2 separate regions of the Mus musculus genome follow, and region 1 is linked to region 2. The links are chromatin loops, found by intact Hi-C in ENCODE. Cell type or tissue: heart. All regions are shown on one strand. Links, peaks and the distances in the headings refer to the core of each region. The heading gives the core; the rest is flanking DNA. Region 1 overlaps 9130015A21Rik (RIKEN cDNA 9130015A21 gene). Region 2 has its middle 85 kb from the start of Gm40388.

The links. A loop is a pair of places that touch in the nucleus more often than their neighbours do. Peaks named below come from ENCODE experiments on the same cell type or tissue, not always from the same donor. Only the 100,000 strongest peaks of a DNase experiment are listed, where the experiment ranks them.
Region 1: it touches region 2 in a loop (2.1-fold over the local background); 4 of 42 quality-filtered maps call a loop at or near these places.

Annotation. Positions count from the first base shown.
Region 1 is chr12:35,671,274-35,679,613 of GRCm38, reverse strand. 9130015A21Rik (RIKEN cDNA 9130015A21 gene) reads left to right here. Exons shown (of 5, transcript NR_045050.1): 4 at 5,335-5,503; 5 at 7,075-7,324. Among named protein-coding and RNA genes, the nearest start is that of 9130015A21Rik, 20 kb to the left of the region's middle. In heart, for the core only: a CTCF peak has its summit at 4,898 (motif pointing right); no DNase peak of the experiment used is centred there.
Region 2 is chr12:35,827,072-35,835,411 of GRCm38, reverse strand. No RefSeq gene overlaps it. Among named protein-coding and RNA genes, the nearest start is that of Gm40388, 85 kb to the right of the region's middle. In heart, for the core only: a CTCF peak has its summit at 3,905 (motif pointing right); no DNase peak of the experiment used is centred there.

The DNA of each region.
Region 1 (8,340 bases), core at 154-8,153, 160 kb after region 2:
GTCTCTCTCGTCTCTGTCTTTCCCTGTCTCTCTCCCTCTCCCTCTCCCTCTCCTCTCTCTCTCCTCTCTCTGTCTGTCTCTGTTCTCATCCCCCTCTCCTTCTCCCTCTTCTCTCGATCTCTCTCTCTATCCATAGACTATGCTACTTAGGCATTTGGGGACTTCTTGCCTTGGAAATTGTTCTTGTTTTTGTTAAACATGCACATCTTTCTGTCAGGTACATGTTATAGCATGACTCTTGGATATGTGTTCTTAGCATTATCTATTTATCATTTATTATAGTTGTGAGTGTGTATTATGTGGGGGGAGGGGGCGGTTCATCCCTCAGAGGATAATTTATGGAAAGCAGTTCTCTCCTTCTATTATGTGGGCCCCAGAGATTGACCTCAGTGGTTAGACTTGGCAGCAAGTTCCTTTGCACGCTGATCCAACTTGTTGGCTTAACTTCAGCTTTTTCTCTGCTAAGCAACAGAAGTTTCATTTGACTCTTACCTCTTGCATACTTATAATGTATTATCTTTAAAATTTTTATTGTAATGATGAGAGTACAGAATATTGTTTCAGTTTGAATTTATAGGTATCTGACAACTATTAAAACATGTTTTTATGCACTTAAAGGCATTTCGATGGTTTCTTTCATGATTCACTTTCAGGTTTTTTTGTTTTGTTTTTTTTTGTCTATCTTGTAATTGTTTTGATTTTTGTTTCTCTTATTGATTGGTGAGCATTATTTTTATTTTCTTTATATACACCATTTCGTGCCATGTTTTAAACTATTTTGATACTCAGCAAATGGCTTACCTATTTGCTGTTTCAGTGTTATCCTTTGAAGAGGTACTGATTGACAAAACATTCCAATGTATCATTTTTACTTAGCTTTTTTTAAGAATTAAATTTAAGATGTACTTTCTGAAGCTCAAGGTGAAATACTTGCCTGAAATCCTGGCACTAGAGAGAAAAGAGCAAAGTCAAGGAGGCCAGCTTGGTCTACATAGTGAGTTCCAGATCAGCCTGGTCTACATAGCAAGTTCCAGGCCGGCGATGGCTGCAAAGGGAATCTTGTTTCAAAAACAAAACAAACAAAAAGATTTTTTTTAAAGCCACCCAAACAAAGAATAACAAAAATGAATATGACTGGTAAGGAAGCTCATTTTCGTAGCCTGCTTTTCTACCATGTGTGAAGCCTTGGCTTTGATTCTTAGCACTGCATAAGCCTAGCTTAGTGGCACATGACTATAATTCCAGCAATTGAGAGGTGGAGGTGAGGGGATCAGAAATTCAAGACCACCTTTTTCTACATATTTAATTCAATGTTAGTCTGTGCTACATAAGATCTCCCCAACCTCTGGTGCAAGAGAGGTTACCTTGATAATTTTGGGTTAACAGGATAGATAACTAAGTGGATAAAGACACTGCCTCCAAGTTCTAAGACCTAAGTTTGATCCCCACAACCCACACAGTGAGAGGTCATAATTTTTTCATATATTTTTTATGGAGCTTTAGTATTTTATATTTTTCATGTAGATCTACAATCAATATATAGCCAATTATTGTGTGACTAGAGTGAGGCAGGGCTCAGAACTTTATTATTATTATTATTACTATTATTATTGTTATTGTGTTGTTATTAAAGTATTCAAGTAACCTACCACTTTCTGAAAAGTTTCTCTTCTCTGGAAAATATTTTTCTTTCTTTCCTTTTAGTTTTTAAAAACTGTATGTAGGTACCACAGTTAGAATCCTGTTAAAGAATTTAGATTTTCTGTACATTTCTGTTCATTTGTATCACACACACACACACACACAAATATATATATATATATATATATATATATATATATATATATATATACACTGGTTAGTTTTGTGTCAACTTGACACAGCTGGAGTTATCACAGAAAAAGGAGCTTCAGTTGAGGAAATGCCTCCATGAGATCCAACTGTAAGGCATTTTCTCAATTAGTGATCAAGGGGGAAAGGCCCCTTGTGGGTGGGACCATTTCTGGGCTGGTAGTCTTGATTCTATAAGAGAGCAGGCTGAGCAAGCCAGGGAAAGCAAGCCAGTAAAGAACATCCCTCCATGGCCTCTGCATGAGCTCCTGCTTCCTGACCTGCTTGAGTTCCAGTCCTGACTTCCTTTGGTGATGAACAGCAGTGTGGAAAGTGTAAGCTGAATAAACCCTTTCCTTCCCAACTTGCTTCTTGGTCATGATGTTTGTGCAGGAATAGAAACCCTGACCAAGACAATTAGTCACATGTATGTGTGTGTATTGTGTGTATGTGTATTGTGTGTATGTGTATTGTGTGCATGTGTGTGTGTGCATGTGTGTATGTGTGTTATGTGTGTGCATGTGTTTGTGTGTGTATGTGTGTGTGTTTGTGGTGTTTGTGTGTGTGTGTTTCTAGGTTTTCAGTTTGGCTTTCTCTGCCTATTTGTCATCTTTATTCTTAACCACATTGTCTAGCTATTTATAGTAAGAAGTCTAATGATCCAACAATGTGGTTTCTCTAGTTCTCTTATTCTGTCACCCTGTCCTTGTTATTCTTGTTTATTTTTCATTTTCATGAAGTTTTTAATTTGTATCAAAACATTCTTCAACTACATAATTCATTTATGAAATAATTTAGAATGATTTCAAATTTTAAAACACCAAACTTTATAGTAATGAACTATGCTTCCAGCTTGTGATTTCTCTCAGAAATGCTTTGTAATCATATGGGTCATTACACTTGTTTCTAGCTAGGTTATTTGAGGTGTTATTTAGTGGCCTGCTTGGCTTCTGGAAGAATCTTGTGGTTGATGGTGTTATAAATTAACACATGCAGAGACAAAACAGAGAAGAAAGAGAAGGCTTCCCCTCTATATAATAAATACTAAAAAAAAAAAAAAAAAAAAAAAACAAAATAGAGTTTAAAAGTAAATAGAATTCCTAAAGAACTACACTATCCTCTTTTTTTTTTTTTTTTTTTTTTTTTTTTTTTTTTTTTTTTAGGAGAGGCCCCATGACCTCCTTACCTACTTGGGCACCTTCTCTAGAAGCTTTGCCTCCTCAGCAGCACTGCACAGAATCTTACAGTGCATGAACCTTGGGGACACATATAATATCCAAACCATGTCAAATGGCCCTGTAGTGTCATTTCTGCATGTATATCCCTGTTATACAAATTCACAAAGAAATATGAATAAAGGTATTCATTTGAACTGGCTGATTTTGTAGCAGACTCAATGCATGCTCTCAGAAAAAGGGCTGACAGCAGAATAGAGCATTATACAGCAAACACAATTTCATAGGCACAACAATTATGAAAAGCGAAATGCAGAACACTTTCAGGTGAGCACACGTGTCACACAGATTGAAAATGCAAAGAAAGTAAAAGGTGGGTTGATAAACACCAGAATGAAAAAGAGGGTTATGTTTAAGGAGCGGGAGATGAGGGACATTATTGAAATATTTTAATCCTTTATGTGTATGTATTTAGTGTGTGAGTGTGGTACAGATCTGCATGCACAGGTATCTAAGTAGAGGCCAGATGAAGATACTACCAACCACAATCTATCAATTCCTGCCGTATCTCTCACCAAAGCTGAAGCTAGACTGGCAGCCAGCAAGCCCGGCTGAACTTGTCTCCACCACCTCTCTCCCCACAGCAGTAGAGTTATAGGCATGTGCATATGGCCGCATGATGCTTGGGTACTGGAATCCAAACAGTTCCTCATATGCTGCAGCAAGTGTTGCTATGGATTGAGCTATGTCTCCAACCCCCACATAGCTCATTTCTTAAGCTGGGAGGTGAAGGCATAAATAATTGTCACAGTTATGGTGGTTTGAATAAGAATGGCGCTCCCCACCCCCATTGGCTCAGATGCTTAGTCATCAGGGAGTGGTGCTAGTTAGGAGGATTAGGAGGTGTGGCCTTGTTGGGTAGGTGTGGCCTTATTAGAATTGTGTCACTGGGGGTGGACTTTGAGGTTTTAAATGCTTAATCCCGGTCCAGCATCTATCTCTTCCTTCTGTCTATGACTCAGGATGTGGATCTCCCAGCTACTTCTCTAGCACCATGTCTGCCTGTGTGCTGTCGTGCTCCCTGCCATGACAAGAATGGACTAAACTTCTGAAACCATAAGCTAGCCCCAATTAAACGCATTCTTATATAGGCATTGCTATGCTCATAGTGTCTCTCCACATCCATAGAACTATGGTTAAGACAATAGCCTGTTTTTTCCCATTTAAAATAATTTATAATGTCTTTAAGGAAATGTTTCTATTCTGTAGTCATAGACGGTTTGTCAAGGTAATGGAATATGGATTATAAGGTGATACAGTCATCAGCATGGGCCCACAGATGCTTCTTGGTTTCTTGTTGACTACTTGATAGAAGTAAAATGTCTTAATATACCCAGAAGATTTTTTTTGTAGTTAGGGTTTTTTTTGTTGTTGTTGTTGTTGTTTTCTTTTGTTTTGTTTTGTTTCATTTTTAGATTGTTTTTTCTTCTTTCTGCTTACCTTATAATTGAACATCAGCTGAATCGGTCTTAAATGCCATTGATGAGAAAGATTAGTTTTCCAAGCTGAGCTAATAAAAGGAGCAAAAGGGAACGGATAGCATCTCTTCACCTTGCCTCTTAGATCATTGGTACTCCAAAGAAACTCACGTTTCTTCATCCCCCATGATTGGTTATCTAGAAGTAGAGACTGTTAATTCTTCCCCCACCCCCGTCCCCCGAAAAAAGAGAATTGGGATTATACAGCAGATGGTGCTAAACAACTATTTGATCTCAGATACAGTAGCATTAGAATAGTGTCACAGGGGATTGTGGGAGTGGATCCCATCTGTGGAAAAACCCAGTCTCTTGGAGTAACTAGCTCACCAGTTAGCTAGGGACCATGGCTGTTTCCAGGAGGGGGCGCTAGTCTACTATACAAGAGCTGGAAGAAAACCTAGGAGGAGGTAATGGGAAATGGGTATGGTCAAAGTATGGACTCCTTTTGAAAAAAAAAGGGTCAACGCGAAGCTCGTTGCTTTGTACAATAACTCGAACCATTTAAAAAAATGTGTGGGGACATACAACCATAGGAAATAAAATCTAGCCAAAAGTTAAGAGAAAACGTTGTTAGGTGCTACAAGATGTAAAGGAATTGAGTTAAGAATAAGGGGTTGAGGGATGGGGAGAGAACAAGACCCCCCTCCCCCCATTTGGAGCCAGGCAGTTCTCTAAAGAGGTGTTTAACTGTAAACTATGAACAGCTCTTAGCTTAATGTCTAGAGGACAAGTGTCCCCTGATTAAGGATCCTGGGATATCTAATCACTTGTCCTATTTTCTGCCCAACTAGGTCCTGCTCCTGCATTTCTGATCACTTATTCCGGCACCAATTCTACTCTGCTACACTCTATAGTTTTCAGCTCAATTCCGGTCTAGTGCTCCACCATGAGCACTGCTGCTGGGAGCCACCCTGCCTTTACTGCCTTCCTGTGCCAATTCACAGCCTTCTACGAGTCTAGGTATGTTTGGGGTCAAAGCTTGCCAGAGTTTCCTGTACTATGTTGTATATTGTTAGATGAGAAAGAACCGTAAAGGAGAGAAAAAAATGTACTTCAAAACTTTTTTTAACATTTAAAAAAATAGTTTTTTATGTTTGAATATTTTGCCTCTTTGTATGTATGTGTATGCATGTCATCCAAGGAGTTCAGAAGACAGCATCTGTTATAGGAATGTTACCATTTTCCATACTCACTCTCCTTTGTGGGACCTTCCTCATGTGCCCCTCAACCCTTCTTGAAACCTAAAAATATGGTCACCATATTGAAAGATTTACTATAGACTCCAATGTTATTTTCTCTTTCCCGTGTCAGCCAGCATGAAAACAAAACACAACAAAACAAAAACCTTCTATGTGGAAAAAAAAATTCTGGATTTTTTTTAGATTGAAGTTGTTGAATCTGCCACAATTGTTAAAATAAGTGAAAGTTACAAAATGATTGGCCAGTGTAGGAAACAAATTCGTTTTCAAATCTGTTGCCAAGCATTAGAAAACAAAATCTTTTTGACTGTTTTAGGGGTAGGTGATGAAGTTGGTTGGAAGTATATTCTCAGTCCAGGTTCGTTAGCAGTCTAGAGATGAATGCTCAGAAGGAGTTAAGGAGATGATGAAGTGTGTTTCCTCACTGCAAACTTCAAAGACAGAGCCCTCGAAACACCATTGGTTACATAGTGTACTCGGAGAAGCTGGTGTAAAAGGAAAGATGGAATGATCACGCACAAAACATTGCCCTTGGAATATTTTTATTGTCAAAACATCTAAAGTTTTAGTGTAAAATATTCTGAAAATATGGATTGTAGAGTACATATGACATTTAATAAATATCCGAACATATTTGTATAGAGAAAATATAAAATTTGATTGAGGTAGAAATTTGTTTCTTTTCAGTCCCATGACAAAGAAAAGTCTATAGCTGCCTTCTGTTGGCAAATTAATCTACTCTGAATCTTTATTTAAAACATGGTATTCATTTCATAAAATAGGTCCTGGGGAAGATGCACACTAGTCCAGCCCCAAACAGAGATGACACTGACGGTGAGGGATGCCCCAAGAGCGTTGAGAATTTCTACCTACAAGCACTTTCTAATGTCCTATTGTAACATAGTCCTTTTACTACAGTGACAGCATGCTTCTATTTCTTTGTACTTAATTAAAAATGTATCATTCACGGATGTGTCATGTGTATATGTAAGCACAGGCAGAGGTATGCCATGACAGGCATTAAGGAGTTTCTTCTGTTCTTCCAGGCTGTCTGTCAGGCTTATAGAATGTGTGGCTAGTTTTATGTGAACTTGACACAAGATAGAATTATGTGGAAGATGGAATCTCAATAGAGGAAATACCACCACCGGACTGGCCTGTGGGAAAACCTGTAGTGCAGTTTTATAGTTAGTAATTGATGTGCTAGTGCCCTGCCTACTGTGGGTAGTGCCAATCCTGGGCAAATGATGCTGATTATATAAGAAAGCAGGCTGAGCAAGGCATGAGAAATAAACCAGTAAACAATGTTCCTGCTTCGTTTCTCGCCTACAGGTTTCTGGTTTGCTTGAGTTTCTGCCACAACTTCCCTCTGCCATGGACTGTTATCTGGAAGTACAAGAAGAAATAATACCTTTCCTCTCAAGTTACCTTTCGTCATGGTGTTTTTTCACAGCGATGGAAACAAAGACACTGAATAAAGCTTTTACCTACTGAGTCATCTCATTGAATCATCAAGCACTGTTTGGTTTTAGTGAGAAGCAAGTCTACCTATTTAAACATGGTATTGAAGTAATAAAACAAAGGTCTTCTAAACAAAACAAAAAAACAAAAAAAAAAAAACCTCAGAAAACGAAATGTCCATCTTCATGACTGTTATTGATGATGATGATGATATTTGGATGATTAAATAAAATATTCTTCAAAAATGTCTTAAAATACCACATCTAATATTTACTGAGCATTAAAAAAAAAGGGTCAAGGGTTGTTTTCTGCATGAATTATTTTATATAATCTTCAAGAAGGTTCTTTAGGTTAAATAGTAATATTAATCCTCATTTTACAAAGTATAAAACTCAGCTAAGTAACTTGTCTAAGGCAATAAAGTGAGTCATCACAGTCCACTAATTCAGTAAGCGTTTGTCTGGCCCTAGAGTCCAATAAGTCTGTCAAACACAAGTCCAGTCGCTGCTGAATTTAGAAGAGACAAATACATAAATTGAAGAGAGAATGATATGAAATGAAAGGAACCCTCGGCACAGAAGCTGTGAGTTCATGGGTGCTGAAAGTCAAATTTTATCAGGAGGAAGAGGAAGGATTTTTCTAGAATTATAATCATAACCTGTCTGTTTAGTGATAGAAAAATATGGGATGTTACAGAGATCTGTGAAGTGCTGCTGTTCTGCGGGGATGAAGTGATGCTTGGGCAAGAGCTTGCTGCCTGATGGACGGACTTAGATTCTGCTGATCTTTGCTTCAAACTCATTGACCAATTACTTCCTTTTGCCCTGATTTCCTTCTTTACTTTTTCTGTTTATACTATTGTGATCAGAGTTTTCCAAGGCATGAATCAATTGATTTAAAGATGATCAATTGATTTCTGAACCTAGGGTACTGAACTATGCAGTCATAAGTAAAATAAAATACAAAAGAAAATTCTAGGACTGCCTGGGGCGTGGAGATCAACTCATAAAGACAGGAAAAACATTGGCCACAGATGAGGAAATAATAAACATGAGTCATTCCATATTTTTTTTCAGCAAAGAATAATAACAAACAAAGGAACAAACACTCATGTTTTCTACCTCTTCCCAGGAAGAG
Region 2 (8,340 bases), core at 61-8,060:
CCTCATGGTTATCCAATCACTTACATTTTACCTGATTGTAGAAACACTGAACCATTTTCCCATTTTTCTTAAATAACATTACAAACCATATTGATAAAACTCTTGATGGAAAATCCACAGAATAACCGTCTTTATCAAAGCAAAGAAGTAAAGATAATTCTGTACAACTGCAAATCTCCAGGGCATCCAGATACTCATGTCTAGTTGGCCATTTTTAGAAGTCTCCAATCACCTGTCCTGGAACTTGTTATACAAAGCACCATTTCTAAAGTAGACCTTTGTGGGGAGTTGTTCTAGTAGCATGGAGGGTGAGGGTGGTGAAGACACAATGAGTTATCTGGGAAGAAGACTTTGGAGACCAGCACCAGAGTGCAGATCTAGGTTAATTCAGGATTTCACTGGCATATGTATACATACTTCATTCAGTCAGCTATAGTCCAATAATCTTGAATGGTGTGCAACTGTGTAATGTGAGGGTGTACGTGAGGAACAGCATGTCCTAGCAGTGTGTTTGTGGACAGAGGGCAGGAAGCAGGCAATGCCCTGGGCTTGGCACCATTTTGTGTGTCTCTGGTATGTCGGACCCCATTATGTGTCATGTACTTCTGGAGACTCAGGTCTGCTCAAGCAGCTGGAGGAACCGGTTGTGCTTCTCACATCTTCTGTCTTTTAGAGACACCATCTGGACAGAGACTGTGCCCTCAGACCCTGCTGAGGTTGAAAACAAAACAAAAGAACCCCAAGCCCCAATTCTCCCAGCGTTTCCTTCTTTGTCCCCACCAAACTATCATTGAGTCACATTTTGAGAACTCTTGCTTGCCCAAGCTGCACTTTTTCTACTAGGAAATGCAGTTAATGTGAAGCCATTTGATGATCTTAAGAGTCCCTAGAGGATGTGGGGTTGCTCCCCACTCCAGGCCCAGCCAAATCAGACCCTTGACTGTATTGACGAAATGTCTCTCTCCTCTTATCTTGTTGGTTTAAGATAAGCTGATACAGAATTGGATCTACATTTTTCAATGCTGTTAAAATTGGTTCTAAGTCGGGGAACATGTTACCCTTTTACCACCCAGAGGCAAACAAGTTCCAGAAGAGGAGCAAGCCAGTGGTTGACGTTGTGCTCCTCAGTATTCTAGTACTTGGCTTTCAGTATCAAGGTGCAGCAAGCCGCTGGCACTCCATCCATGGCTTCTGTCTTCTAGGAAGGAATAAGACATTTTCTATGGAGATAATGTCATCCACTTTGTCTAGAACTTCACAAGATGGCAGTAAGAGAACAAATCATACAATATTTGAGCAGGTTAGTTTTTCACGCTAGTGAAATTGATTTAGATTACTTAGGATAAGAACAGCTACTTGGTGATGCAGACTCATCTCTCCCATGACTGAAAGAGGCTAAGTAGGCATTCTCCTCTCCTCTCTTCTCCTCTCCTCTCCCCTCTCTTACCCTCCCTTCTCCTCCCTTTCTTCTCTTTCTTAAGAATGTCTCATGTAGCTCAGTCTGCCTCCAACTTTCCATGTAGCCAAAGATGCTCTTTGACTTTTGATCTTCTTGCCTTTACCTCTCAAGTGCTGGGATTAAAGGGGATCAAGCTCAGGGTGTTGTGCATTCCAGGCAAACATTCTACTCACCGAGCTATAGCCCCAGCCCACAGGCATTCTTTCCTTATATCCTTTGGTCTTGTATTTGCCCTAAGGAATAAATCTCCTGTTTTTGACCATTGTTTTTGCTGCAAAAACTACGAATAAAGCCGCTCTACTGACTATAAAAATGTAGAGATGTTTCATCTGGAAATTAGTCTTGTTAGCCTACTTTTCTGTTTGTTTTTGTTCCTGTGGTCTGTGTATCCACAGAGCATTCTTCAGCTTCCTCATTTCCCTGCTCCTCTCTAGAGATTGCTAGTTACTCAGTCAGAACAGCCTTTTCTCTGCCTTGCAACCAGAATGAGTCACACTCACTTCCAGATTCTTGAATCATAGGGTTATGAATCTTTTACTTCTTGAAAAATCTTCTCCTGTAAGTTTTCAAGAGGGAGCATTTAGTAAGCAATTTTCTTTCCTGCTAGGTCCTTGCCCTGTTCCCAAGCCATGTGATTTGTCTAGAACGTTGCCTTTTCTTTTCTAATGTTGGGTGCATGACTCCAGTTCACCTCTTCTGTTTTCATCTCCTGTCTAGTGTTGCTTCAAGGATAGTAAACAACTCAACCAAACTCTTTTACTGAGACTGTTGCCAGGGGCATTGCAGATCTTTCCCACCCCCACATACAGGGGGAGGGAGGATAGGGAGTAGATGACCTCATAGGTGGCAAAAGAGTTATAGAGCAGGTGGGGTGAAAGCATTCTTAAGCAAAGCCTTCCAGTGTCTGCTTACTAGTGCTGCTGAAAGAGGCTGAGCTCTGAGTAGACATCCCAGGAAAGGATTAGACTCCAGGAGAACTAATCTCAAGATTTCTCTGCTTCTTTTCCTCATCTCAGTCCATAAACAACCCAGAGAAAATGGATCAGAACATGACTGCACTTCTGGGAAAGGGAACAGCAGAATGGGACATGGATCAATTAGTTTGAGAGGAGTATGAGGAACGGCATGTTTATAATATTTGGAAGGAAGTTAACATCAGTTAGTAATTTCTCTGTTCCCCAGAACGTGATCTTTGAACAACTCTGAAGGCAACCAGTTCTCCAAGATTAGTAAGGACCCTGATCTAATTAATCTAAAGTTAATTATTATTTAATTTACATGGCAAAGGAAAGGAGGAGGAATTTTACACTTGCCACTCGTGGTAGGTGTATATATGTTCTGTTCTGTTTCACCCTACACAGAATTTGTAATAAAGAAAGAAGAGATGCATTTTCAAAGCTACAACTGTGTAAGGGCTATGGAAATATAAAGAAACTGGAACAAAGTCCCTATTGTATAGGAAATATTCAGGGAAAACCAGTTAACTGTGGCTGTTGTTGATAATGCTGTTCACACGCCTGCTGGGGGAAGCACTTGCAGAGGACTGAGGCTAGTCAGGGTATGCACAATGGCTGGGCAGGGTGCTCAAAGACTGGTTCTGAGTGCACAGGGCTTGGGGTTGGGAGCAGTGTCTAGTCTGGGTGCAGTGTCTGGTCTGGGTGGAAAATGGCTGGGTCTGCATGCACAGTACCTGGGTCTGGGTGCATAGGATGTAGTCAGGGTGCACAGTGGTTGGTCTGGGTGTATAATGTCTAGTTTGGGTGTACAATGGCAGGGTCTGGATGCATAGTGTCTAATCTGGGTGCACAATGTCTAGTCTGGGTGCACAGTGGCTAGTCAGGACGGACAGTAGTTGATTAGCATGCACAGTATCTAGTCAAGGTTTACAGGGACTTGTTGGGCTACACAGTGACCATTGTGTTCTGACTGAGAGAAATAGAGAAATTCATAATTGTCCTCAAAGATAGGTAAGACACTTGAGAATCTTAAATCTGGGATCACAGTAACTCAGAATCTTAGCATGGTGCTTAGGTCGTGTTTCAGAGGGAGCCCTTGATGTCCACTAGAGTGAGAGACTCATGGCCTCAGGGCCACTTTGGCTACTCTAGGATAAGAGAACGACTAGTTGACATGTTTCTCTTTGAACATGATAAAACAGTAAATGGCATATATCAACTTTAGAACACGTTGAATAGCAATTCAGTTAGTTCTTGATCTTTCAAACCTAATTTATTTTACAACGGAAACAAACTCAGTTTACTAAATATAACTTTAGTTCTAAAATGTGACAAAGGCAGTGGTTGGATATGTGTCCCAGATTAGCGTGTTAACTGTCACTTTTACCTTCGTTCTCTTTCCTTGACCATCCCCTTAGCCTCTCTCCCTTTCCAGCTTGCCTTCTTTCCCAAGTCCCTTTCTTGTAATTCAGTGTTTCAGTTTGACCAGAAGAGGGCACTATGCTGCAGCAAGTCTGGACTTCAAGTACCTGAAAAAAACCAAGTGGTGAGAAACTCAGAGAGAAAAATGAGCTCATAAATGTGGTTACGTACATGAGTGCTTATTGGAATTTAATTACAGTGATTTATACAGACCTGACATGATCGTATGGCTCATAAAACAAATCATGTTAACAGCGTGGTCAGTGAGGTACCCTTTCCTCTATGAAAAGCAGTTATTTTTCAGCTCTTTAGTCCCGAATAGGATATTCTATCAAAAGAAGATGAGTTGTGCTAACTCCTGTGACTTTTCAGCGTGTGCCTGCTTTACTGGTTGGCTCTACTGTATAATTCCTTATTTTTAACTTAGTAAGCATATATCAGCTTTCCCAAGATAATTAGGTGGATAAACAAAATGTTCAAAGAGCAATGGAGTCAATCAGACTCTTTATCAGGGACATACACACAGCAAAGCTTTTTACAAATGGATAGACTTCTCCTTTGAGACTTGGCCCCAAATTGGATTTCCTGGAATTTACAAGGGACAAAGCAGGCTACTTTCCTAAACAGAACAAGATCCTATTTACTTGTTAAGACTAGAGAAAAGAGAGGAACCCTCACACCCTCTAGAAACACACTGGAGTTAAGAATTTAACAGCACAAATGTGTACTGGAATACTCAACCACTTTAAAACAAATCGGACATTGTTCCAGAACATTCCTATCAGCACATGATTTTCTTATACACCGATATCAAACTTTTATTTTTAAAGAAGTCAAAATGTTCCCCCCCCCATGCCTATGTGGACAGCCACACCTCTAACAGCTGTTTAGACACTGAGTATTCTTTTATAGCGCTTAACGAGATGTTTAAGGAATCAATTATTATTATGCTTTTCAATTTAGATCTTTACATTATAGGAATCAGACAAGTATGAGAGAGAGAGAGAGAGAGAGAGAGAGAGAGAGAGAGAGAATCTACTGTGGATTCTGGTAAGTCTCATGTTTCCTGTTTCTTCTGTGTAGAGTTTGGTCATTGGTCAACAGTTCATGCTGCCATAACTGAAGACATAGTTTCATCAGCACAGAATCAAGACAGGTGTTTGCTTCTCTTTCCAAATTTTTATAATACTACCTAATAAATAAAATACACATGGATACCTCCCCCCCACTTCCCATTATAACTTGTATATTTTCCTCACTATTAATCTCTTTGAATTCTGCAAAGTTGGTCAAATGTTAAAATATTTAGAATGAACCAAACACAGATCTCAACTTAAGCTTCTTCTCTTCTTCCTTTCATTAGTAGCATTAATGAAATATATTTTAGAAGGAATAAAAACTCTCTCATGCAATTAGGACAGCTGCTCTTCTGCCCACTTCTCTTGAGGTTCCTCCTCTTGCTCCCTTGTGCATGTTTCTATCTCGATTTTCTTCCCCCCTTTTTTGAATCCTGAGCTTTTTCTTTCTTTTCAAAAACATGTTTTTATTACTTTTAGCTATGAGTGTATCTGTCTGGGTGTGTCCACGTAAATGCAAATGCTCTGAGAGTCAGGAAGCATTGGATTCTTAACTCTGGTCCCCTGCAAGCACAGTTTGCTCTTAACTGCTGAGCTATCTCTTTGGCCCCTTAGGTTGATTTATTGCTTGTCTCAAAACCTCAGTATAACAGTAAAGGTATTTCCATTAGTCAAACTATCTATTTCTACTACAGTGTTCAGAGTCTTTGCCTTCTGAATTCTATAGCAATAGGTTTTATGCAGTTAATCAGTCTCTTTGAGATTAAGTCACCACACATGTAGGGTGTCTTTTGGGGAGGGCAGGTCAAAAGAAATTAGGAAGTAGGCCTCTGTTTCTTTTTCTGGAGGCTGCCTTAAGTGAAGGCAAGGGACACAACCAAGGATGTGCTTCCAAATGTTATTTGAGTGCATTGGAAATTGTGGGCTAAGGGCACCCACAATTTCTAGCCTGGCAAGTGTGGGTCATCAGAAGGCTAAGTGGCTGCTTCTCACAAACTTACATTTCACACTTCTTCCTCCAGCTAGAGATTTGGAGACATACTTTCCAAGAGGTCCCCAAAGACTTGAATGCCTTTGCAAGATTTTTTAAAACTACTTTCATTTTTTTCCAAAGAGAAACAGCTATATTATGAGAAGTTTGGAAATAGTAAAGTAGTATGAAGAAATATTCTAGAAATAATATGAAGTGTTATGAATTACGAACAATTATCCTTAATTACAAAACCAAAGGGTTCTCTACATCTTGTTCACGAGACATTGAGAAACTTTAGGATGCAGATAAAGAAGTGAAGATATTCACCTGAACCTACTACTGTCAAACCCCCATTATTAACGTCAGGCAAGTATTTCTCCTCATGTCTTGTCCTATTCTGTCCTGTGCTGTCCTGTCCTCTCTGCTCCTCCCCCTTCCTCTGCTGTTTGCCTCCCTTTTCTCTTTCTCTCTCCCCACTGTTTTCTCTTTTCCTTGCTTCCTCCCTTCCTGGCTTCTCCTTCTGTGAAATTACACACACACACACACACACACACACACACACACACACACACACACACAGCTGGCTTGGTAGGTAGATGGAGACATCATTATAAAAACATCCTCACAGATAATGTAATTCTAAGACAATGAGTTTATATTATATTTAACAGAAGAAAGAGTGTGAAGCAAGACTAAAGAAATTCCTGCCTATCTTATGAAAGCTTGTTAGCCATAAAAGGTACTGGGCTTTAATGGGTCTTGGATATATTTTCTAAGACAATTAAAAACAAAACAAAACAAAACAAAAAAAAAAAACCTCTGGGAGAAAGTTATGTCAATTGGTAATTTATTCTAACTCTGGGTAGGAGAAATGGTTTCAGGGTCTCCTTTCACTTCATGCTCTGGTAATGAGATCTCTATGAGACATTAGGTCCTTATTCTCACACCATTAGATAGGGATGAAGGAGCTCCTATCACTACAAACCACTGACTAGGTATGTACGAGCACCAGTTCTAAACCCATAGTAGGTAAGAGAGAACCAAGTCGAATTCACTCCTTTTTTGGTTGCCTCTCATAATAGTAGACAATCCATGAGGGCTGAAATGAATGAAAACCAGAGAGGGCTGATAAACCTGGTCACCCCGTACACCTTATATTGTCTGTGGTTGAAATTCAGGAAGGAGCAAAGAAATATCAGTGTGCTGACTTTTCATAAATTGATAACTGTTATATATTGACTAAGAGAAACGTGGGTTCCATCTTAAGACTGATCTCATTTGTGTAGACTCAGAGAGAGAGACAATCCTCTACCATCAGGGAGAGGGCAAAGATGAAATTGTTGGACCCACATATAATCCACACAGCCCTGGAAATCTTGCAGGCACCAGCCTCCCAGGCAATCTTCTCAAGCCTGCTCACTCATATGTAGCAGATGTGCAACTTGACCTTCATGTGGGCCCTGCACAACTGAAACAGGGGTTAGACCAAAAGACTGTTTGTGGGATATGTTCTACTAGCTGGGCTGCCTCAGTGGAAGAAAGAGGAAGTGCCTAGCCTCGAAGAGACTTGAAGTGCCAGGGTGGGAGGGATACCCGGGGCAGGGGGTGGGGGACACACCCATTCAGACAAGATGGGGAGGAGAGATGGGGGAAGGGTTGTGGGGGGGGGGTGAGTGGGAAGGGAGCAGTGAATAAATAAGTAAAAAACAATAACAACAACAACAACAAGAAAAAACAAAACCAGTATTAACCATTGGAATTGTCTGCAGTCACGTGGTGGTGATAGATAGCAGCTGAGATCGGAAACCAAAGGACACCACAAGGTGGTAATGGGACTTGTGTTCTTCCCTGCTTGTTTGGGAGGACAAGCCATGCAATTTAGTCCAGAATCGTGTCCCCCTGAACCCCCCAAAACATGAGATTATTATCTTGACAGACGGCAATCTGAAGGAAGCCACAACTAGGATTCTCCTGTGTAAAAGAAAACGTACTATAGAATCTTTCAAGCCTAAGAGGCAAAGAAACAAACCAAAGAAGGAAACAACTCTCTTTCCAGCCAAAGGCTTCTAAGACCAACTTTAGAAGAATGACAGGTAATTCTAATAGCATGAGTGAGTGGGTTAGACTCACGGTTCCATTAGCAGCAAAACTGAGCCGTGAGCCTATGTCACAGGTGAGCAGCACGCCGGTAGGAGCACGGCCTCCATCACACTGTGTGCATAGCTGTGTAATAAGCATGTGGCAGTCTTGCTGAACAATGGACACACTGTTCACAACAAGGAAGGAGATGGGCTGGGGTTGTTGCCAACATAAGTTCCTCATAGCTTACTAGCTCACAGGGACATCAAGTTTCATAATACTATCCAGAGGATTTGATTCATCTGTGGAACTAGCCAGGTAGAAGAGAGTAATTGTCTGGGTTTTCCCTTCATGCTTCCTCTTGAGTCTTCTGCT